Linked DNA regions of Homo sapiens: region 2 is linked to region 1. The links are chromatin loops, found by intact Hi-C in ENCODE. Cell type or tissue: Panc1. All regions are shown on one strand. Links, peaks and the distances in the headings refer to the core of each region. The heading gives the core; the rest is flanking DNA.

Region 1 (12,219 bases), core at 4,710-9,709:
TAAGAGTTTTGTTGACCCAACCAAGAGCCTTGGGCCTCATCTTAAATTCAATAGTAAAATTAAGCTTTTGTTTTATAAAATTCACTTCGGCAATGCTGTGGGGGTTGAATTAGTGGTGAGACTCTTTGGAGACAGGGAGACCTGTGATGATGATGCCACAATAAAGGCAGCAACCATGGCTGTGAGAGAATGGGGGACCAACTTGAGAGAAATGTGCCTGCAGCTCCCAAACACACCCTGGCTTAGAAGCCTGTGGCTCAGGAGGTAGAATCTGCAGATCCTGATAGCACATTTGGTGTGAGGTTGAGTAGGAAGCAAGAGTCTGGGATGATCCCAGGTTTCTTGTTAAGTCTTGGTGGACAGGATGCTATTCACAGAGTCGGAGCGCATAAGAGGAGCAAGAGGGGCATGTTAGGAAAAATGTGGAAGGTGTTGAACTCTGATTTTGTAAAATCAGCTTGAGGTACCAAAGTACATCCAATGGATGTTAGTATTGGGACCTAAAGCTCAGGGAAGAGGGTGGGCTTTGGGATTCTCTATGCAGAGCTGGTACTTTCAGCAATGGTGGATAATAATATCAGCAGCAAGGGTGAAAAATGAAGGTGCAGGTGATGTTGAAAGGATTCAACAGAGGAGAAAGGGCTCGGGAAGGAGAGTAGATGAGGCTGTAAGTGGGAGTCTACCCATGTCACAGAGGACCAAAAGGGAAGAGGGTTAAAATATAGGACACAACTGTAACAATTACTGCAGTAAAGTCAAATAGGATAAACCCTGAACCATGTCCATGAGGATTTCGTAGAACATTCTTCCCCCTTTATATAATGAATGAGCAAAAATACACAAATATCAAGAAAAACTTACGCAATGGTGATTGATAAACAGTGAAAGGGGAGGATGTATATCTGGTTCCCATGGGCCAGATATGAGCCATAAGGGAGGGAAAACTGGCTGTCCAGGTGGTCTAAAATCCTGTCCAAGAGGTGAAGATGAGGAATACCAGCCAAGAGAAGCTGTAGGAGAGCTTGCCAATGCCTAGGCGCTACAGGAGCCATGCACAGCTAGACAAAGCAGACATGCCTGTTATACTAAAGAACTGTGGCCAACACCCAGCCAGCAGGGAGAGGAGAGTCTGTGAAGGACACATTCAAGTTCTCCACGGGAGAAAGGTCAGCCATAAGCACCTGCCAAGCCCAGAAAGCTCCTATGCCAGTTCACAAAGTTTTCAGGTCTTTCTTTCTCATTCCTTTGCAGCCCCTACCCAAATGGACAAGAGGCAGCTGGGTGAGCAAGGGAAGAAAATTAAAAACTTCTAGTAGCTAATAGAGAAGATACTCTTCTTTCCTGTGCAGCCTTCCTTCCTGCAGTAGTACCAAGTAGGAAAGAGAAGGAAATCCAACATTCAAGGAAAGACCTTCTGATTACTGAAATAAGATTTTTTTTATGTAAATAGAAGTTATTTTTATATAAATAGAAGTAAGAAATCATGCGATTTCTTAGCATGATTCTAAAAGTCAAGGGCATCTGCTAGAGATTTCATTCCAAGAGAAAGGGAAGAGCCAGCCCCACAGAGAGGGTTTTAAGAGGCATCAAGAGAAGAAATAGAGTTGCTTTCTGACCATCATGCAGGTTCTGCTTGTTCAACAAGAATTACACAGAGAGATAGAAAAAGGCATGGAAAAAAATAGAAATACTTTGCCAAAAAAGCAGCGAGGGAGATTCTAATGGAGTTAAAATTGCTGATACATAGCATGTCCCTGGGCTGATACAATATGCAGACATACAGGGCCTTCAGACACACACAGAGAGGAACCACTGAATGGCCCAGTGACTTTTTTGGCCTAAATTAAGTTACTATCTTTTATCAATAACATTGATATCAACCCTTCCTACTCAAAAGTGAAATCATCCGTTAATAGTTAACATTAAAATATCTAATCTTACTGTGAACGCCACCAGGAGCTTTGGCTGGAAGGCAGGGGAAAAAAATGCTATGGAGAAGGGGTCTGAGGAAAATATTGAGTTGGAGAAGTGGGATTATAGGGCCAACACCAGAAAATGAGAGAATGAGACAGAAATGAAGACACAGAGAGAGAGGTTCAGCAAACCAATGAAGACACCTGGCCAGCGTTGACAAAAAACGATAGCTAATATGAATAACAAACATTTTTGGGGGGTACTTCATACAGGGCATCCCCAGTCTTTACAATTCTATGAGTCTAGTGAGGCACTGTAATGGATGAGGGTGTAGGTTTTGCACTTGCAAATATGACTGGCATGTTATGAGCAATCGACATAAGTTATATATTATCTTAAGATGATGGTGACATTATATCATTTTATAGATGAAGGAATCGAGACCTGGATGGCTAAGTAAATTACTAAGAGTTGTTCAGCAAGTAAAGGATGAAAGCAGGATTTTTTTTTTTTTTTTTGAGACGGAGTCTCACTCTATTGCCCAGGCTGGAGTGCAATGGCGTGATCTCTGCTCACTGCAACCTTTGCCTCCCAGGTTCAAGCGATTCTTCTGCCTCAGCCTCCCGAGTAGCTGGGATTTCAGGCATGCGCCACCACGCCCAGCTAATTTGCTAATTTTTGTATTTTTAGTAGAGATGGGGTTTCACCATGTTGGCCAGGCTGGTCTCAAACTCCTGACCTCGTGATCCGCCCACCTCAGCCTCCCAAAGTGCTGGGATTACAGGTGTGAGCCACCGCGCCTAGCAAAAGCAGGATTTAAACCCAGAAATCTGACTTCAGGGTCCTCTTCTAACCCTAATCTAGGCAAGCCGGGCTTTGACATTTATCTCTTCTTCCAGCCTCTCGTGGAGGCCCAGCAGCCTAAGAAGCCTGTTCTGTGTTTCGTCTCAGTAGTAGTTCCTTCCAGCCAGCGAAGGAAGTCACTTAGCCACCAAACCCTAAGTGAAAGGTAAGGCTAGTAGCTGGGATACCAAATGTAACACTGCCAGGAGTGCTGACCTTTACAGAGGAAGGTTTTAAAGACTGGAAAGATAATGGGCAAACGTCCTACTGAAAGTCCAGTGACTGATATACTTTGATTCACTGAGAACTTCTTGAGCAAGAAATAGGAGAGGGAAGAAAGGAGAAAGAGAAAGATAACAATGGCTAGTAGAAATCACTACATTTTTTACATTGCTGTCACAAATGACTGCCATCTCCATATCTAGATTGGTAGCTTTGGTCCAGAGCTGAACATAGGTGAGGCTGGGTCTCCTGAGATGGGGGTGAGAGCTGCTTCTCAACAGCTTTGAGGAGAGAGAGCTGATGAACAATATTATGGAAGAAAGAGGAAATTCTTATGAAAGGAGTGAGCTGCACAAAGACTATGACTCTATCGCCAATTATTCCAGTGATAGGGGGTTAAATCCCAACCCATTCTCCTCTTTTATTTAGGTTCATTTGAGGTTTAATTGAATATGGCATTATTTATCCTTGTGAATAAACCCCATATGAGGTTTCTCCATCTTCAACTCATGATCTTCTATTCAATAAACACTTGTTAAACTGAAATGAACTGAAGGCCTCAGGTCTCCCCAGTGGCCCAAGGGCCAAAGCCATATTTCCAATAACCACCCAAGAGGGTTGACTCTAACTAAACTCTTCTCAGACTTAAACCCATATTCTTTTAGCACAAATCTGTTCCCCTGTTTCCTCAGCTCTCATTAAAAGTAATACTAACACCCCAAAACCTGGTGAAACATTGTCCCAAAGAGTTAAACAAACGAGTGACTAATACAAATTCTTGAGTTTACATGATAGTAGATTTTAAAAAAAGAACAACTTGCTGAAATGCTGAAACTCTCTCCATTTGTAAGATAACAAAATTGGCTGAAGTCATTGGAGCCAATCTGGCAGACTGGAGTCTGCACAGAAAAAGCGTGCTGATGTCACAGCCAAATTTCCACTGCATGTTTCATACTGACCCTCCCCGAAACTGCACATGTGACCCATGAGGTAGCATGAAGAGATAACTTCCCATGCCCGAGGACTTTTTCCAGCCCTCCCTTTTCCTTCCACCAGTCACCTACTAATACCAGAATCTAATCCCTAACCTTTCCCAATAAAATGACTGCCTTAAAGCCAGCACAGGGAGACAGATTCAAGCTAAACTCTTGTCTCTTTGATGGTCTAGTTGCAGTAAAAAGCTTTTCTTTTCTCAAAAACCTGGTGTCATCGTATTGCCTTCTAGTACACTAGGAAGAAGCCCTTTTGCTCTGGAGTCATCTTCAATTCTTAATTTTCTGCACAGTCAGTAAATAAGTCCCATGAATCTACCTGTCTAATGAGGTCTTTCTCATGGGCACCCAGACCCATGACTGCCTTCCTTCAGATGTGGAGATTTTCATAATTTCTTTAAAACAGTCTCATTCGACTTTTACTTCACCACCCCATCTCCCAATCCATCCTAATATTTAAATACCTTAGGCATAATCATGTCACAATTTTAATCAAAAGTCACTAGAGATTCATTCGTGATGACTGCCACGATGAACCTCCTAAACCTGAGTTCAGGCACCCTGTGTCTAAGCCTACCCACCTTTCGCACTCCAGCCTCCCATCGCCACTCCTAACACACCCCCATTCCAACCACAAAGACCCTGGTCAGGCCTTTAAAAAAGGCAAGGAAGGAATTCTGAGAGGCAAATCTTTGTGCCCTAAGGCAGGATCTGGGGCTAACCCAATTGTGTGGGGTGGTAAGAAGAGGTTTCAGAATCTCACATTAGAAAAATAAAGAAAAGAAGAATGTCAAAATGGCAGTGATCAATTCAGGGTTGCTCTCCTAGAAGGGTGGGGAAGGAGCAGGTTCAGAGGAATTAAACTTTGAGGGTGGAAGAGGAGCTGGAGACCATGTGTCAACAGTGGGCCAGCTTTTCTGCTCCCAGCAACAATGAGCCTCCCATCCTCAGAGCCCAGGACTCTTCACTGCAGCCTCATTTTACCAGCCTGAATGTTGAGGGGTCTAGGGAGGGGTGGGACAGCCAAGGGGGGTGATTCATCATGGCTCTATTCTGGTGTTCAGGGCTTGTTGTGCTGGGAGCTATGGAGTCACACAACAATTGCCCCTCGATGATGCTGCAATGACCTCATAAGTGGAGGTCATTTCCCCTGCCCCCACCCCCAGCTTCCTCAGATCTGGGCAGAGGAACCAAAGGGAAAAGCCACCTTCCCAGGCACAGCCATAACATCCACCTCACTCAACTGCTTGTCAAGTTCACCACCAACACAGAGGGGTAAGTTGCATTTGGACAGGTGGAAGTGGCCACTCTTTGGCCTCTTCTACCCTGGGAGTGACCTGAAGTACCCCACGCACTGAGCAGGGTTGGGAAAGTCATGTTTGAATGAAAGTTTCCTGTTATTTTCAGTGGTAAGAACTGGTGTGTGCTTCACCTTGGAATAGAGTCTCAACAATTTTAGAGTTCAACTTAATAATATGCCTCCCCAGAGAGCTATACTGATTTTAAAACAAAATTTAAAATGTTATTTTTATATTGTTAAAAGAAATCAAAGAAATATAACCAATTAGATCCAACTTGAAGTATTGTGAGGGACTGAAAATCCCTGTCCATATCTAGGAGTTAAACTGTCCGTGCAGAAATGCCTAGCTCAGGGCAAAACTCAACAGGAGAGAAAAGGAATTCCCTTCTGAAAATCACATTTTGTGGCTCTATCATTCAGATTTTCAGAGAAATTGGAATTTCGTGGTTCATCTCCTGATTTCTTCCCTTACCCTATTATTTATCAGAACCTGGATGGAGACAAAGGAGTGGGCAGTTCTAGAGTAGCCCATGGGAACCCACTCATGGCAGGGATTAAATTACTTTCCCTCCCATGGCCTCTAGTAAAGAAAGCAATTCTCAAGGTTCAGGGAACTTAGGTGGGACACAGGATTGAAAGCAGTGTCCTAGGCCCCCAAGTCTGCTAGTGTACCTCCCATCTATCTTCAGAGGAACAGGAAGTGGCCTTAGAGGAGCGAAACTTCTATTGTGCCATGAATGCCTTGAGCAATCTGGTCAAACTTAGGGACTCCTTGGAATCATGTTTCTAAATGAATTAAATACAACATATGGAGTTACAGAGACACCAACTCTACTGAAATACAGTTTCAGTGGGGTGGGGGAGGTGGGGGGTCCAAAACCATAGGTTAAGAACTCCTACTAGAGTCTATAGCATGGAAGCAAGAATAAGTGAAAAGGAAGCAGAGTTAAGGGTGGAGAGATTAAGAAATGCTATCTCAAACTCATACAAGGATGAGGGCGGCCCTAAATGAGAAGATGATCTAGAGCCTGAATGCATCTCAGGGAAGACTTTCTTAAGTACAAGGATAAGCTGTAAGAAGCCTGTAGGTATCCTCTCCCACCTACAATGCATCTCATATTTCTTTGCAGGGCTCAGATAATCAAGAAACAATGTCGAGTGATGATAAAAGTAAATCAAATGACCCCAAGACTGAGCCCAAGAACTGCGATCCCAAGTGTGAACAAAAGTGTGAGTCCAAATGCCAGCCCAGCTGTTTAAAGAAGCTGCTGCAACGCTGTTTCGAAAAGTGCCCATGGGAAAAGTGTCCAGCACCACCCAAGTGCCTGCCCTGCCCCTCGCAGTCTCCTTCATCCTGCCCTCCCCAGCCCTGCACCAAGCCCTGTCCTCCTAAATGCCCTTCATCCTGCCCACATGCTTGCCCACCTCCCTGCCCTCCCCCAGAGTGAGGCACTGTGGGCACTACCCAACCCCACCACCACTGCCACCTCCACCATGTACAACGCTGTGGGGCTGGAGACTGAAACCATGAACTGACAAGTAAACGTGTTCCTCTGCTGTGCAAGACTTCTCCTGGTGTTTCTGGTGGGTTTTGATTTGTTTTGTTTGTTGTTTTACAGCACTAAACCACCAACAAGCAATCCCTGAGAAGTGAGGCTAGAACCCTGCACTCTCAACAACCTTTGAGAACTGACTTTCCCTCTGACCCCACCTGCTGCTTAGAGGCAGGTGCCCACTTCTGAAGGGTGTACCCAGGTAATGCCAGGCTGTGTTAGAGCAAAGCCTGAGAGATCCATAAATATGGTTGCAGCTGTGAAAGCGTCTAACGCCAGGAAGCAGGAAAGAGATGGTATGAGGGAGAAAGAGGAGTAGAATATTGGTGAAAGGTCCAGGAAGGCTCAGGAAAAGGCATTGTACTACTTTTCTGTTAGTCCTGTTGCATAATGCTTATGCAGAAGGGCTCTCAGTACAGGCTGCATGGGTTTAATGCAACTCTATCTCTGCTCCCTAACACCTTGTAACCTTAGGCAAGTTGCTTAACTTCTTTGTGTCTCAGTTTTCCTCTCTTTGCAAAAGGAATGATGATGCTAACAGTACTGCTGTTATGAAGTTGTTGTGAGGCTAAAGAATTAACAGACGCCAGGCCAGGCACAGTGGCTCATGCCTGTAATCCTAGCACTTTGGGAGGCCGAGGCAGGTGGATCGCCTGAGGTCAGGAGTTCGAGACCAACCTGGCCAACATGGCAAAACCCCGTCTCTACTAAAAATACAAATATTAGCTGGGCGTGGCACACGCCTGTAATCCCAGCTACTCGGGAGGCTGAAGAAGGAGAATCACTTGAACCCAGGAGATGGAGGTTGCAGTGAGCCGAGATCGCACCACTGCACTCCAGCCTGCATGAGAGGAGCGAGACTCCATCTCAAAAAAAAAAAAAAAAAAAAAAAGAGTTAACAAATGCCAAGTGCCAGGTTTACAGGGACATAGTGAGTTGGTGAAGGAGCACCCCACACCCACCGCAGTGTAACACTCATCACACCTGAACTTCATTGCTTTGTGTAATTCTTCTTAGCCTGTAAATCTCCTGACCACAGGAGTCAGGCTTTGACATCTGTAAGCATACAGTTAGACATTCTTTTAAAAATATTCAAAAAGGAGTTACAGATTATACCACTATCTGTTACCTGGCTCTAATACTGAACTATAGTTACATAACATGTCACTAGTGGAAGAATCCCAGTGAAGGGTACATGAAACCTCTATTTTTGCAACACTCTGTGAATCTATAAAATTTCAAAATAAAAACTTAAGTACAAAAAACTAGATATTGTACATATCTGGGACCTCAATTAGGAATGAATAGGGAAAGCCTTCATAGCTGATGTGTTAGTGGAGATTATTTACAAGTAGTTAGAGAAAGTCCGTGTCAAACTAGCTTAATTCACAAAACAGAATTTATCAGCTCATGCCGAGAAGGGTTTGGGAACAGGGCATAGGATTAAAGGGAGAACTGTAGGAATCAAGACTTCAAGGCCTGGGATCAGGGACCCACTCACCATCTCAGCCACTCTCATCTCGCCAGCCTCTACAATGCCTCAGAATATGTCCCATCCTCTCCTAGTGCCCCCCACCCCGCCATTCAGTAAGGTCCTGGGCCAGTTGCATACCCAGCTTGTTGACAGGTTGGGCACAAGGATATTCCTATTTTCACCAGGAGAGGAACCTGATTGCCTAGAAGGTCACGAGCATGCCCCGTGGCCAAGCAGATGACAGAGCTTTGACGCACAGACAAACCAGTTGTGAATTGTTTCGGTGCACTGCACATAAGCAGCGATACAGTGAACAGCATTTAAGGATTCCCTGCTATCATCGTAATAGATAACTGAAGAGCCAAATCTGGGATGGCTCCCTATGGAACCATTACACAAAACTAGCTCTCATCCTTCTGAGCCTGAAGGATGGTTCAGACAGCGAAGGGTTTGGCAAGTATAGAGAGTCCAAAATGTGTCAAAGAAAAAATAACTGGGACCCCACCAGCCTGAGTCTGTACAGTCAGCTGGTGACAGAGCAGGCTTTTAGAATACGTGAAGTAGGCGGAACATTTAAGGCACCGCCCCCTTGTTTTCCAGGTGTGACATGAGGAGACCTTGAGGTCTCAGGGTCTTCTGAGGCACTGAGGTTCCCATACTCTAGATCCCTGCAGAGAGGCACTCACTGGATGCCAGGAGCCTCTGAAAGTCTAGTTTAGAGCATTGGGGACTGTGGTAACAGGTGGAAACCCCTTCAGCTGTGGGCAACAGGTGGAAAACCCTTCTACCTCACAGGAAGTCAAAAAGGAGGAAGGACAGAAGAAAGGGAGAGAGAGAGAGAGATAATAGAACAATAACATGGCGTCTTCATCCATGGTCAACAGACCATCCTCTATTAAATGGTCACTTTTAAATAATAAATCCTGAACCCAGTGCTAAAGAGTGTACTACAGTTGGTGGGAATATAAATAGACAAAAATCCTTTTAGAAAACAATTCAAGGAATGTGGGAATATGTATCATCAGAAGCATTAGATGCTTCAACTCTTTGGCCCAATGGGTCCACTTCATAGAACCTATTCAAAAAAAAAATTGCAAAATGGTGGGTAGGGGAGCTATATAAATAAAGGTGATTATCACAGCATAACTTAGAAACAATTTAAATATCTAACAAGGTTTGATTAAGTAAACTTGAACCTATTATATGATGAAACATTGTTTTAAGACATTAAATTTAATAATACATTAATAAATTCATTACATTAAATTTAATAATTTTAAAACATTAAAATAAATTTTAATTTATTTAATTTTAATGTATTAACCTATTCAATGTATTAAATTAATTTAATACATTAAAATGAATTAAAGAAAGTAAGGCCTCAATTGAAAATATAACGTAAAGCCATTATCTTTAACCAAAACCTTCCTTGATAATAATGGTAATAATAATAACAAAAGGAAATGTGTAGATATTCTCATTATTTTAAGACAATGGGGATATAGGTAACTAGTAGTTTATTTCTATTTTAATCTGGATTTTCACATGTTTTTGTTTCATGATGGGTTAAAAAAGAAGTAATCATGAAATAATCAACAATTTATGAAATAATCATGACTACTTCAGAGACCCCCAAAGTCCTTTATTTTACTCAATGTACAAACACAGGGAAGGAAGAATGTCTTAGGAAGTATGCACCACATCGAAGGCACCTCGCCGTGGATGCCTTCCCTCCAGGGGCAGGATCTCAGTCCCAGGCCAGGCAGTACGCGTCAGGGGGCTGTGCCCTCCCAGGTGGTTCTGCAAACTCTGGGCACAGCCTGAAAGGAGGCAGCTCTGGGAACATGAAACCATTCATTTCCAATTTAGGTCTTGTTTCTCCCATGTAAACGGAACCAAATATAGACATCTCTTCTTTTTTTTTTTTTTTTTTTTTTTTTTTTGAGATGGAGTCTTGCTCTGTCGCCCAGGCTGGAGTGCAGTGGCGCGACCTCGGCTCACTGCAAGCTCCGCCTCCCGGGTTCACGCCATTCTCCTGCCTCAGCCTCCAGAGTAGCTGGGACTACAGGTGCCCACCACCACACCTGGCTAATTTTTTGTATTTTTAGTAGAGACGGGGTTTCACCATGTTAGCCAGGATGGTCTCGATCTCCTGACCTCGTGATCCGCCCGCCTTGGCCTCCCAAAGTGCTGGGAAAGTCTCGTATAGAGCACTGGGGACTGTGGTAACAGGTGGAAACCCCTTCAGCTGTGGGTAACAGGTGGAAAACCTTTCTACCTCACAGGAAGTCAAAAAGGAGGAGGGACAGAAGAGCCACTGCGCCCGGCCAAGATAGACATCTCTTAATGGCTACTTTCCCAAAAAAAAGCTGGATCAAAGGCAATTCTGGGGAAATGGTTGGGACATGATGAGGGTGCCACCTCCCTGCAGAATCCCATAATTACTCCCAGCCCCAGCGGCAGTCACCAGGGTTCTGCCCCAAACAGTAGAGGGCTGTATAAATAAGCAACGCCTGAAGAGTGGCATCACAAGAATCTGTGCAGCACCAGGCTCGATGGCTCCCAGATAACAAGACAGGCAGGACCAAGGCCTCTCCCTTCATGACAAAGCAGTTCTGAGGATCCATTAAGATGGTCACAAAAGGAGCCTCCACCACAGACCCCTTTGCCTTGTGCTTTCTTGAGAATCAGGCAGAGTACAGCTAGCCTTCTAAAAGGGCTTCTAAGCCCTCCCAAATCAGGCAACTGGCTGTGAGGTGGGCTGGCGCTGTGAGGGCTGGGCACAGAACCTCGGGGTTGTCTGGCTTTGAAGCTGAAAGGAACCTTAGAGATCTTTTTCCTGCATCCTCCACTCCATGCATGAATGCCAACTGGGGAGAGGGGAGGAAGTAACCAGTTACCAAACGTCCTATTTTTCCTGTCCTGTTCCCACAGGACCAAGATTGCAGCTCAGCACACGAGCACAGGCAAATTCTAGAAGGCTTTATTAGTGATAAGTCATAACTGCTTCCATGTCACAGCGGTTGATGCTCAGCAAAGAGATCAGTAAAAACACTCAGCCGTTTGCCAAACACATAAAGATTTTAAAATACAAACTGATGGTAAAATGCATACCAGGATATTTTCAGCTGTACCTGTCTTCCAAGTGCAGGAAATCTCATATGTCTCATCTCCAGAGCTATATGCTCCCTCCCAGGCTCAAAGGAAACTCTTCTCAGACTAAGGAGTCATGGCTTTTTCCCAGAAATGTGCTCATCATCTCTCACCTACACCATTCAACCCTCCTAACTGGCTTTCGAAGTTCACCTTCCTCCAGTTCTTACTCCAGTGGAAGCCAGCCAAGGCAGTCTTGCTAAAATTCAAATTTATACATGATGTCCTTGCTTAAAATCCTTGAGTCTCCCCTTTGCCTAGAGGGCAGCTCAAATAACATTCTGTCATGCAAAAGCCTTCAGAATCAAGCCCCTGACTCCTTCTCTAGCCATAAGGCCATTTCTCCATCTCCTTCTAGAACTTTACAGCCCAGTAACAGGTAACTGCTGGCATTTCCTGGCACACAACACAGAGTCTCTGGCCTTTGTGACTTTACACCCCCTTCTCTATCATTTGCTCTGCCTCCACTGAATCTTCCTCTGAATGATCCTCCTGGGCAAATCCTCATCCTTTAAGTCAACTCAGGGGTCACCTGCTCCAAAAATCTTCCCCACATCCCACCCCCAAACTGGTTAGATGCCCCACTCTGTGGTCTCAGAGCTTCCATGCCTTCCTCCCCTTATCACTTCACATTCTGGCCACGTGTTCGTAACCTGACTCTCCCACCAGCCTGCCCTTTGAGAAGGGGCAGCCGGGCATGCATCGCTGACATGCAGTAATAACCAATGATTGGATGCTCAGAGGCTGCAGAGCCACTTTCCCAAACAA
Region 2 (12,219 bases), core at 4,447-9,446, 60 kb before region 1:
CAGAAGAACTACTATTGTTAAAATGACCATACTGCCCAAAGCAATCTACAGATTAAATGAATCCATATCAAAATACCAGTGTCATTCTTCACAGAAATAGAAAAAAAAAATTCTAAAATTCATTTGGAACCAAAAAACACCCTGAATAGCCAGAGCAATCCTGAGCAAAAAGAGCAAAGCTGGAGGCATCACACTACCTGACTTCAAAATATGTTACAAGGCTATGGTCAACAAAATAACATGCTATTATATAAAAGCAGATACATAAACCAAAGGAAAACAATAAAGAACCCAAAAATAAACCTCCATATTTACAACCAACTGAATTTGACAAAGATGCCAAGAATATACATTGGGGAAAGGACAAATTTATCAATAAATTGTTCAGAAAAAAATGGAATTCATACGCAGAAGAATGAAACATGGGCTTATATCTCTCATCATATACAAGAGCCAACTCAATATGGATTAAAGACTTAAATGTAAGACCTGAAACTATAGAACTACTAGAAGAACACACAGGAAACATACTCTATGATGTAAGAGTATGCAAGGGGTTTTCGGGTAAGACTTCAAAAGCACAGGTAATAATAGCAATTTCACAAAAAATACTAAAAATAGAACTACCATTCAATTCAGCAATCTAACTACTGTGTGTGTATACAAAGGAAAATAAATCAGTATATCAAAGGGATGCCTGAACTTCCATGGTTATTTCAGCACTATTCACAATAGCAAAGATGTGTAATCAACCTAAGTGCCCATCAACCTAAGTGTCCATCAACGAATGAATGGAAAAAGAAAATATAGTATATATATACAATGAAATACTACTTGGTTGCAAAAAAGAATGAAATCATGTCGTTTGCAACAACATAGATGAAACTGGAGGTCATTATCTTAAGTGAAATAAGTCAAGCACAGGAAGGCAAACATCTCATGTTCTCACTCATATAAAGCTAGAAAAGTCAATATCATGGAGATAGATATCATGGAGAATAGAATGATAAGATACCTGAGGCAGGGAAAGGTATTTGTGGGGGATGGGGGGGATGTTGGTTAATGGGTACAAACAAAAAGATACAAGGAATAAGTTTTAATATTCAACAGTAGAGTAGGGTGACTAGTTTACAACAATGTATTCTATATTTCACAATAGCTAGGAGAGAAAAATTAAAATGTTCCTAACAAAGAAAAATGATAAATACCCCAGGCGATGGATAGTCTAAATTTCCTGATATCCTGACTTGATCATTACACATTCTATTCATGTAACAAGATATCATATGTACCCCGTAATTGTATACAAGTATTATGAATTCTTAAAAAATAGCAATAGAGACTCTTCTTATTTCCTGTATTAGTTATATCCAAGCTACTCTCTTGCTGGAGCAACTATGGTGGTGGTTGTAGTGGTGTAGTGATGCTGGTGATGATGATAATGATGATGATGATGAAGACAAGGATGATATATTCCTGCTAATAAACCTCAATTAAATGACTGCTAATTATGTGTCAAGCATTCTGCCAACCAAATTTCAGATAGTAATTCAATTTTATGCCTTAGACTAGCTTTGTTATGTAAATGTTATTTTGCTCACTTTGCAGTAAAGAGACTGACATTTGGGGAAGTTGAATAATATGTTCCTTGAATCAATCAAAACACTAACTAAGGAAAATAAAACGGGTTTAAAATCACACAGAAATAATCTTTAGTATGACCCAAAATTCCTACAATAATCATGAGAGCCTGGTCCTGGGGACCAACGAAAGATAGAAATAAATCCAAATGATCATATGATATTGTTAATAAAGTAGGTTTAAACAGAAATGAAATATCCATTCACAAAAATATAGGCATAGCTACTTTATTCAGGGAGTGAAAGAAAAGTGACAATTGCACAGATAGTAGAAGCTCATGCCAGGTGACAGACAGAGACAGAAGACATCAAAATAATTCTTTGATGGCACCCAAAGAGAAGCTCTGAAAGGCCGGTACAGCTGAGGACTTCCTTTGCTCAGTCTCCACCTGGACAGTGGCAGCATGGCAGCCTCAGAAAGGAAACATTTTGCTGTCGGGGATCATCATGGGCAGATCACAGGCTAAGGGGAAAGAAGCTCCCTGTGTATCCCTGGATGGCTTTGATGAGAAGATGCAGGTGGAGCTGTGGAACGAGGTGAGCCAATTATCCCTATCCTTTCGTGGTCCTGATGAATTCCGAAGCTGTTACTTGCTCTTGGGTGGACACTTTGGCTGGCAGGGTGGGGAAGGTGTCACCAGAGGATATTTCTGCTGGCACTGCTGAGGTGGGCAGGGCTGTGGACACTTTGGTGGTGGGCAGGGCTCAGGGCACTTCAGGGGTGGACATGGCTCTGGACGCTTTGGCAGGCGGCACACAGGAGGTGGCTGGCAGGGCTGCTTACATTGCTACTGTTGATAAGACATCCTGCTGGAGTCTCAGAATCTGAAAGAAATTATATAACAGGGTTCACAGGAAGGGACTCCTACAAAGAAAAGCCAACGTTTATGTAATACCATGGGCTATTTCTCCAGTCTCCAAAAAATTATTTAAACTCCTAATTCCCTTTTCATGACTCTCTGGTTTCTCCTTTCCACTTTAGCAAATTGCTTTATCAACCCTGGGAAATCCTGTGTTTTCTCATGCAATTTTTCTAAAGAAAATATCTCTGTTATAAAGAATCAAGCATGAAAATAACCACTTCATGAAAGGCAGTCACAAGTTCAGATACTCTGGGCAATCTCAGAAGCTATTCCTATCATCATTATCTGTTGTAAAGCCCCAGTGGGCTGATGGGCAAAGAGCAAAGGGCTGTTTGGGAAGAATTGCAGGCTCTCACACCTGCTAAAACACAAATGTTTGAAAAGGACACCAGAAAGATATAGAAAAAAGGAAAAACACTTTGCTTTTACCTCTTCCTCAAATCAAAGCCTTCCTATTAACTTCGCTGTTCATATGAACACCAAGCTACTTACAAAAAAAAGCTAAAACAATGTGTCATTATGATCTAATCCTAAGGTTCCATCCACTAAGTAGTGTCAAAACTGTCATCAGAGGTTTGGATCAACCATACTTTCTGTCTTCAGATTAAATTCAACTTTTGAGGGCCCAAAGAACAGAGAAATTCAAGTAAGCAGACTCACCAGGTTCTCCAAAGCAGATCGGTGCTCAAGTACCAGGAGTTTAGGAGTCATGAGGCTGAGAACCTCTTCACAGGGCCTGCTGCCCCACCCAGGGGGAAACGGAACTGCCTAAAATGGGCTGGTCCAGTAATGTCCCATCCAAAATGCAAATTTATCCATAACTGGTATGACAGGGAATCTCAAAAAAGGAAATATCCTGTTCTGAGGTCTCCCGCTGGATTAAGTGCTCATGACTCACAGAGGCCCTGCCTTAGCTCTCAGTTTCAGTGACTTATGGCAGAGAGAAAATTGGGGGATTCTCTAACTGGTGGTCCAAGGCTGTCTTTCTTGATTGGGGGAAAGGATCCCTTTCTATCTTAACCTTTCCCTGAATTGTAAAACTTCCTGCTCTGATCCACTTTAGCTGATTTCTATATTGTTGTACATGAACTCAACTCTACCTCTACTCCCTTAGTATAATTTGCCAATTTGCTAGAAGTAATGAGAAACTGAACATAGTTCTATCATTGGCAAGTCCTGTGATCACAGGTAGGTCACTTCTCCTCCCTGGGTTTGAGTCTTTCTGTGTTCACAGGAGAGAATAATACCTGGCTCTGGGTTGGAGACTGTCCACATTGTGCTATTTGTAGACTCTTCTTCAAGCCTGAAATTTTTTCCTCTCTTTTTTTTTTCCTATATAATCCTGGGTTTGACCTATATTCTTTGTGTTTTTAGAGCTGTCTTTTCCACCCAATCCATAGAGGCATTTCTCTGCTAGGACAGATTCCACAGTGGAATCAAGTCCCCTCGGTGTTTTTCCTCCTTGCTGCCCTCAAAGATGTGTACTACAGACCTTTTAAGGAATTAAAAAATGTACTCTTAATCGCCAAATTAAAGAAAGGAGAGAAGTGAACAAAAACCACAAGGAGTCACCTAAAACCTATTTATTGAACCATGCCTGAGACAATGGGGTTTTCTAGATATACAATCATGTCATCTGCAAACCGGGACAATTTGACTTCCTCTTTTCCTAACTGAATACCCTTTATTTCCTTCTCCTGCCTAATTGCCCTAGCCAGAACTTCCAACACTCTGTTGAATAGGAGTGGTGAGAGAGGGCATCCCTGTCTTGTGCCAGTTTTCAAAGGGAATGCTTCCAGTTTTTGCCCATTCACTATGATATTGGCTGTGGGTTTGTCAGAGATAGCTCTTATTATTTTGAGATATGTCCCATCAATACCTAATTTATTGAGAGTTTTTAGCATGAAGGTTGTTGAATTTTGTCAAAGGTCTTTTCTGCATCTATTGAGATAATCATATGGTTTTTGTCTTTGGTTCTGTTTATATGCTGGATTACATTTATTGATTTGCTTATATTGAACCAGCCTTGCATCCCAGGGATTAAGCCCACTTGATCGTGGTGGATAAGCCTTTTCATGTGCTGCTGGATTCGGTTTGCCAGTATTTTATTGAGGATTTTTGCATCAATGTTCACCAAGGATATTGGTCTAAAATTCTCCTTTTTGGTTGTGTCTCTGCCCGGCTTTGGTATCAGGATGATGCTGGCCTCATAAAATGAGTTAGGGAGGATTCCCTCTTTTCTATTGATTGGAATAGTTTCAGAAGGAATGGTACCAGTTCCTCCTTGTACCTCTGGTAGAATTCGGCTGTGAATCCATCTGGTCCTGGACTCTTTTTGGTTGGTAAGCTATTGATTATTGCCACAATTTCAGAGCCTGTTATTGGTCTATTCAGAGATTCAACTTCTTCCTGGTTTAGTCTTGGGAGGGTGTATGTGTCGAGGAATTTATCCATTTCTTCTAGATTTTCTAGTTTATTTGCATAGAGGTGTTTGTAGTATTCTCTGATGGTAGTTTGTATTTCTGTGGGATCGGTGGTGATATCCCCTTTATCATTTTTTATTGCGTCTATTTGATTCTTCTCTCTTTTCTTCTTTATTAGTCTTGCTAGCGGTCTATCAATTTTGTTGATCCTTTCAAAAAACCAGCTCCTGGATTCATTAATTTTTTGAAGGGTTTTTTGTGTCTCTATTTCCTTCAGTTCTGCTTTGAACCATGCCTATGTGGTTCCTCACAGCAGAGAACAAGATGCGTAGACTCACACCATCACATGTAAATTCTGGAGACTGGAGATACACACAAGGCTCTTCCCACTGCTGCTTCTACTTTTATATTCCTCACTGCTCCATAAATCATTTCCAGTGCTGGGGAGGGTTAAGGCCTTCCCCCATGGCCTGGATTGCCAGGTTACCTGGTGGTGTATATCCTGGAGGCAGTCCATCCCCCCTCATACTCTGAAAAACTCTGTTTTCTGCCTGGCTCACAGTGTAGGTTGCAGCCTGCAGCTTCTTTCAAAGGATGTATGGGGTTTTGTTTTTTTGTGTGTGGGGTCTTTTTTTTTTTTTCAGTTTTCCTGTTAAGTTCCTGCATTACTTCCTGGGAAAAAGTTCACAGTGTGGATCTCTACACACTATTTTGTCTTTCCAAGTGAGAGAGGCATGCTAACAATGTCTCCAATCCACTATCTTGGAAAAATAAAAACAAACTTCACTCAGAATTTTAAGGCCTTTATCCGTTGACTCCTAGCAGCCTGTATTGCTGATAAAGTGATGCTAAGGATTACCTGGAAAAGGAATTTCTTTATAAATCTGGAGGTGGACTTGAAGATCCAACTAAAGAGGATCTTTTAACTTCAGGGGACAAAGGAGCCAAAAGTCCTCTTGATTGGGTATGAGAGTTGATTAGGAAAGAAAGAGAAACAGAGTAGAATGATGAGGGAAACCTCAATGTGTTTTTTTTCTCTTAGCTGCACAAATTGTGGAAGGTAGCTGAATCCTGCATCTGCTTTGAGACACTTATTTCTCCCACACATTCTTTATTAGGGAATTACATAAGGATATTCTTCAATGAGTAGTGGCATAAGCTCAAGAAACAGAAAGGTAGAGAAATGGTGGGTTTAATCCAGGAAATTATTTAAGAAGGGGAGAGGACAAGGGGTGTACAGGAGACCTGGAGAGCTGTCAGCACAGACTGGAAAAAACAAACAAACAAACAGAGGCCTCCAGAAATGAAAATCTGAAAAACAAGAAGGAGAACAGACTCTATATCATCTTTTAAATTTTCAAACAATCCAACAAGAAAATAAAGGCTATTGAAGCTTTAAAATATAGATATGGAAGAAGCTAATAAATGCAGCCCCTGCAGTAAATTCTTATAAAACTGCTTTGTCAAATACAACCATCCAAGAGATATAATCTACTAAACATCTCATAGATGGGAAGCTATGGTAAGAGAAATAGTAGTTAGCAATGTATCATTTTAAATAATGAAATAAGCATAGTCATCTGTAGGAACTGAGGTCATAAAACAGAGCATCGGTATTTATAAACCCTAACAATGTGAAAATTTCTATATAACTAGCAAAAATGTTGAAGTAAAAATGGGTTGGGAAGATACAAATTTACTCAACATTTATATTGGTAATTCTATAATTAATATCTGATATTGAAATGTGGAGATAAGAAAATAATGACTCCAAATGCTTTTCATTTTAAGACCTGCTTATTCAGACTGTTGCAGAAATCTGAGCACGGGAGAAAATTTTGCCTGAAGTTTGACAATTCTTAATTATATCTTGCTTTCCTTTTCTTCTGTTAAATTAAATTAATGCATTAAAAATTCCAGCTACGGCACTTCTCTATTCTTTCTATCTCTTTTTCTACTTACTATGCATGGAAAGGTATCTATAATGATGGCTGTTCATGTTAATGATGGTTACTTTGGAAATAAACTGTGATTATCTTTGGGCAAAAAGAAAGAGCATAGACTCAGATAGAGAGGATCATAGCTTTTCTGTGCTGTTGAAGTTTTTTAACTTTATAGCAGTATCATTGTAAATAAGACAGAAATGGTAGCTATTTTGGTAGATAACCACAAGAAGGTTCACAACTGGACTGTGTGTGCTCTAACACAACTTTACATAACACCTACCATTGCACCATTTACTCCAGACCTACTGAACGACAAAGCAGTCTCTGGAACATTGCAGGTGTCTGTGTGTGTTCTCTGATGTTGCCCCCTGCATCTGGAATACTTTACCTTTCAGCTCTCCCTGATGATCACCTGCATATGCTTCTACAATCTGCTCAGTCATCTGGAGGTTTTCCTTGCTCCACCCCTATCTTCTCAAGTAGAATCAAATGACCCCAACTGTTCCTTATAGAACATAATTTTAACACAGTATGCATACCAGAATTGCAATTATTTTATTTTACATATGATTCTAAGGTTTTTGAGGGCAAGCAAAATGGCTTATCATTTATCGCTTGAGCTTAGTGCCTGGAAAATATATACTCAAAACTTATGAAGGCAAGAAGGAAGGAAAAATCAGATAAATAGGGTGGGCATGTCAGAGGGAAGAAGGAAGAAATGAAAGAGAGTAAGATGAAAACAAAAGAAGAGCTAAAATAATCTGTCTCAAATCAAACAATTACAGGCTTTCCGCCTTTTTGAAAAAAAGAAGATGCTTGCATGTGTATTTTAAGTATTAGTCTTAGTAACTTTCCCAAGTTTTTCTGCCTCAACCACATAAATACTAACAAAAGATAAAGAAATACAGGATAAACATATGGTAAACACATATCAAAGAAAACACTTGACAAAACAAATCATTTCATTCAGTACCCTACTATTTCAGTGGACTAGCTTGAACATTTTAATTGTATTTTTAGTTGTAGTTATGACATATGTGTTATATAATAATAAAATGGTACACAAAATTTTACAGAGAAAAAAAATGCTGCCTCTCACCTCATCATTTGACCATGCAATTTCCTATCCTACTTAAGCTTTTCTGAGAGAAGGAAGGAAGAATAAATACAGATGAGGCAGATTTCAGAGGTGAGTTTCAGTTCATGTTGGGCTTTGTAGATCACTGTAGAGACTGTGTCTCATATTCTGATTTAGAAGGGAAGTATCTGGCTAGAGAAGTGACATTATCTTTAAGAGGTTAATTCTGACTACTGTGTTGAGCATTTGTCATATAGAGCAAGGATGAAAGCGGGGAGAGAGTAAGGAGGCTATAGAAATAATGCAGATATTCAGGTGGCTTGAAGCAGGGTCATAGCAATATCTGCAGCAACAGACAATTCAAAAATAAAATGTTAAAATCCACTTATAATAACATTTGAAATAAATACCAAAAAACTTTAAGAAAAGATGTGCAAGACCTTTCACTGAACACTGTGTACTTCTCTGCTTAGAGAAAGTAAATATATGGACAGATATTGCTTGTTCATGGATCAAAAAGTCAGTACTGCTAAGTTTTGTCAATACTGTCAGTTCTTCTCAAATTGAGCCATAGATTTAATATAATTTCAGTCAAACCCCCTCAGTGTCTTTTAAAGAATTCGCAAGCTAATTATAAAATGTATGTGGAAATATATAGTACTTGGAGCAGGACAAATGAATATTTATTCTAGAACCAAACTAATCAGATGTAGTATTAGCATAAAAATAGACATAGAGATCAATAGAATAGAATAAAGTCCAAAAATAGACCCACATGGATATGTATCTATATCTATATAGTTAGTTGGTTTTCAATGAAGGTGTCAGGGTAATTTAATGGGCAAAAAAAAGAAACTTGTCAGCAAATGGTACTCAAGCAATTGGATATTAATATGGGAAATAGTGAATCTTGATTCTTACTTCACATATACAAAAATTAATTCAAAATATATCACTAAGATAAAAAATAAAACATTCTGCAATTCTGGAGGAAAACAGGAGAAAATCTTAGTTACAGTGGGTTAGGCAAATTACCATTAAAGCTAAGTATCCAAAATATACTAAAAATTCATAAAAAGTAGTCAGAAAAAAACAGCTCAATAGAAATGGGTAAAAGCCTTTAGCAGGCACTTCACAAGAATGTATGTCAAAATGATTAATAAACATATTTTTTAAAACTTCTAAAAGACATTAATATTTAATAAAATGCATATTCAAAGTACAATAAAAGATAATTATGCCCATACCAGATAGGTAAACTATGAAGGGTGACATTGATTGATTAGCTGAAGGAGGGAAAGGAAGCATAAAATCTACTACACAGCTCTAGGCATTTAAATTGGGACAGCATTTTAGAAAACAGTTTGGCATCACCTACCAAAGTTGAAGATGCACATACTTCTGGGTGTATATCCTAGAGAAATGTGTGAGCTTGTGCACCCACAGGCAGGAAGAAAACATCATGATGGCACTATTCATAACAATACCAAATAGGGAACAACCCGATGTCAACCAAGAGTAGAATAAATAAGGATACAAAAGTGTTGTGTATTTATACAATGATATGCTAAAATGCAATCATGAATAAGCAAAAATTACACAATGATGGTTGAAAGGAGACAGGCAAAAAAATGACATACTGTATGGTTCCATTTATATGCAATTCAAAAACTGGAAAACTTAACTATATCTATTAATATAGATCCCTCTATATTAATGGTTAAAAAATAAAATAAAAAGCAAGAAAGTAATTATGTTAAATGTCAGCAGAGTGTTTACTTCCAGTGATGAAAGTATAGAGTGTTATTGAATAAGGCAATGTGGAGTCTTTAGAAAGTTTGGTAATGTCATTTTTCTTCAATTTGGCATTGGTTGCATGAGTGCTCAGCTTGTAATTATTCGCCCTGTACAGCTAAAGTTTATGAACTTTCCGAATGTGTTGATTATATTTCGCCTAAAATAAAGGATTTTTTATTTTTGTTTTTCTTAAAGACAAAATGTGGCCTGGGGGTTAGGAGGAACTGTCAACAACATTAAGCCAGAGCTTTATTCAACAGCTTACTGTTAAGACAATAACTTGGAGTTATTCTGTATTGCCTTGTGTAAACTTTACCTTCTAACATTCCTGTTGGGGCTTGGAGCACAGCAAGAACAAAATTCCCTAAGCATTCTGCTAGCTGCAATTTGATGAAACTAATCAAATATATTTCCCTTTAAGATGTGAAAACAGGTAGACCTACTTTTCATTTGGGCAGTCCCTCTTAGCAAAAGAGTTTTAATTAATTCCTCAGTTCTTTTCAACTTTTAAAAAAATATGTTTGAAATACCCTATGTACTTCTGGTTGAAATGCTATGCAAAAGTAATTATATACAATTGTTGAGTTATGTACAATAAAATTTCAAGACTTTGACCATCCTAAGATGGCTGTCAAACTTCAAGTATATATCGAAATCATGACTGTATCCTAGAGATCCAACCTCTCTGACCTCATTTGCAGACATTTCTCCTTGACCACCATTTTCCTTTTTGTTATTTTGTATTTCTTTTTTTTTTTTTTTTTTTTTTTTTTTTGAGACAGAGTCTCGCTCTGTCGCCCATGCTGGAGTCCAGTGGCACGATCTCGGCTCACTGCAAGCCCGCCTCTCGGATTCACGCCATTCTCCTGCCTCAGCCTCCCGAGTAGCTGGGACTACAGGCGCCCACCACCACGCCCGGCTAATGTTATTTTGTATTTCTTTAGCACTGGCCATTTCTTCCAACAGGAACAATCTACCCCTGATATACCCATGGCTCCCTCTTCTATTCATTCATGTCTTTGAGCCAAAAGTCACTTCAAAGGGTCTTTCTAAATAATTTTCTTTAAATATAGCCCATGTATTACTATAATTTGTCCTGTGTGTGGGAGGTGTGTGGGGGTCGGGGGGTGGGGGTGATATGTAACTCTCTTAAGACTGTAGACTCTATAAGAGCAAGGACTTTGTTTGGTCATCATTATCCCTATCAGCAGTGCATAGAAGACTGGCTGGCACATGATAGACAATTAGGAAACATTTGTGAATAAATCAATTGCTATGAGTACACTCAGCTGAATACATGCTCTCTTACTTTTTACAGATGATGAAACTGAAGCTAAGAGAGTTTAGGTAATTTTTTCAGCCATACAAGCTAGAAGGGGTAAAAATGAGTTTTAAACCAATAAAAGAGAATTATTTGTTGTACCGAATCCAAAACACACATTGCACGCAACACTGAATTCAGTGATGGAAAAGCCTAATAATTCTAATAATTCAATAGGAATGAAAAGGAACATTCACTTGGTGTAGTTAACAGAAGAGGTTAAAGACACGAAATGCAAACAAAAGCAATGTGGGCTTGACCATGAAACATGTGCTTTATTGGGGAGAAGCAAAAGAATAAACACACTTGCTCTCAGGATAGGAACCACCATCTACATCACAGACAGCAAAGCGAGATTAGGCAGTGATCTGGCTGCTCATCTTCCAACAACATATCGGTTTTCAGAACTAAGCCTTTTCTCTGTCAACGCTCAAGCCAGACAGAGGTTAGGGAAGATGCAGCCTCCCACTACAGCTGAAGGGAAGATGATGGAGTCCTGGGAGTAAGAAGAGCCACTGGATCTTGTTGTTTCATGGTCCTGATGAATTCTAGTGATGTTACTTGCTCTTGGGTGGATACTTCTGCTGGCAGGGTGGGTATGGTTGCACAGGAGGGCATTTATCCTGGCATGGTGGAGGTGGGCAATGCTCAGGTGGACAAGGAGGAGGCAGGTAAGGCTCAGGGCACTTCGGGGGTGGACATGGCTCTGGGCACTTTGGCGTGGGGCACACAGGAGGTGGCTGGCAGGGCTGCTTGCACTGCTGCTGCTGGTAAGACATCTCTCCTCAGTCTCAGAGAATCTGAAAGATACATACGAAACAGTGCTCATAAGAGAGACAGTCCTGTTGGTGGAGCAATTAGCTAGGACATCAAATCTCCAGTATCTAGGGACCAACTTTGATCCCTAATACAGTCTTTATGACTTTGTGAACCTTCTTCACACTTCACTTTTAGGACCTCTTACCCTCAGTTCTTCCGTCTTTCTGGCTGTTCTCTCATTCTACCATTTTCTGAAAATAAAATTGCCTATGAGACAGCAACAAATGTTGTCTGAATACAAACACTATCTGAAGAAGAAAAACTCAGATATTAAAAGTCTAGCCAATACCAAACAAATCTGTGCTCTTATCTTCCATGAGGCCCTAGTTACC

What was found. A loop is a pair of places that touch in the nucleus more often than their neighbours do. Peaks named below come from ENCODE experiments on the same cell type or tissue, not always from the same donor. Only the 100,000 strongest peaks of a DNase experiment are listed, where the experiment ranks them.
Region 2: a loop joins it to region 1, with 3 times the contacts of the local background. A loop is called at or near these places in 2 of 110 quality-filtered maps.

Annotation. Positions count from the first base shown.
Region 1 is chr1:153,198,286-153,210,504 of GRCh38, forward strand. LELP1 (late cornified envelope like proline rich 1) reads left to right here and starts at 5,145. Exons shown (of 2, transcript NM_001010857.3): 1 at 5,145-5,246; 2 at 6,402-6,835. The coding sequence starts at 6,423. The coding sequence ends at 6,719. It also overlaps a transcript of SPRR2G not described here. In Panc1, for the core only: no CTCF peak of the experiment used is centred there; no DNase peak of the experiment used is centred there; H3K27me3 peaks cover 986 bases.
Region 2 is chr1:153,138,264-153,150,482 of GRCh38, forward strand. SPRR2G (small proline rich protein 2G) reads right to left here. Exons shown (of 2, transcript NM_001014291.4): 2 at 11,319-11,868. The coding sequence starts at 11,847. The coding sequence ends at 11,626. It also overlaps the pseudogene SPRR2C. Among named protein-coding and RNA genes, the nearest start is that of SPRR2G, 6.5 kb to the right of the region's middle. RefSeq lists an enhancer at 1,902-3,101. In Panc1, for the core only: no CTCF peak of the experiment used is centred there; no DNase peak of the experiment used is centred there; H3K27me3 peaks cover 1,609 bases.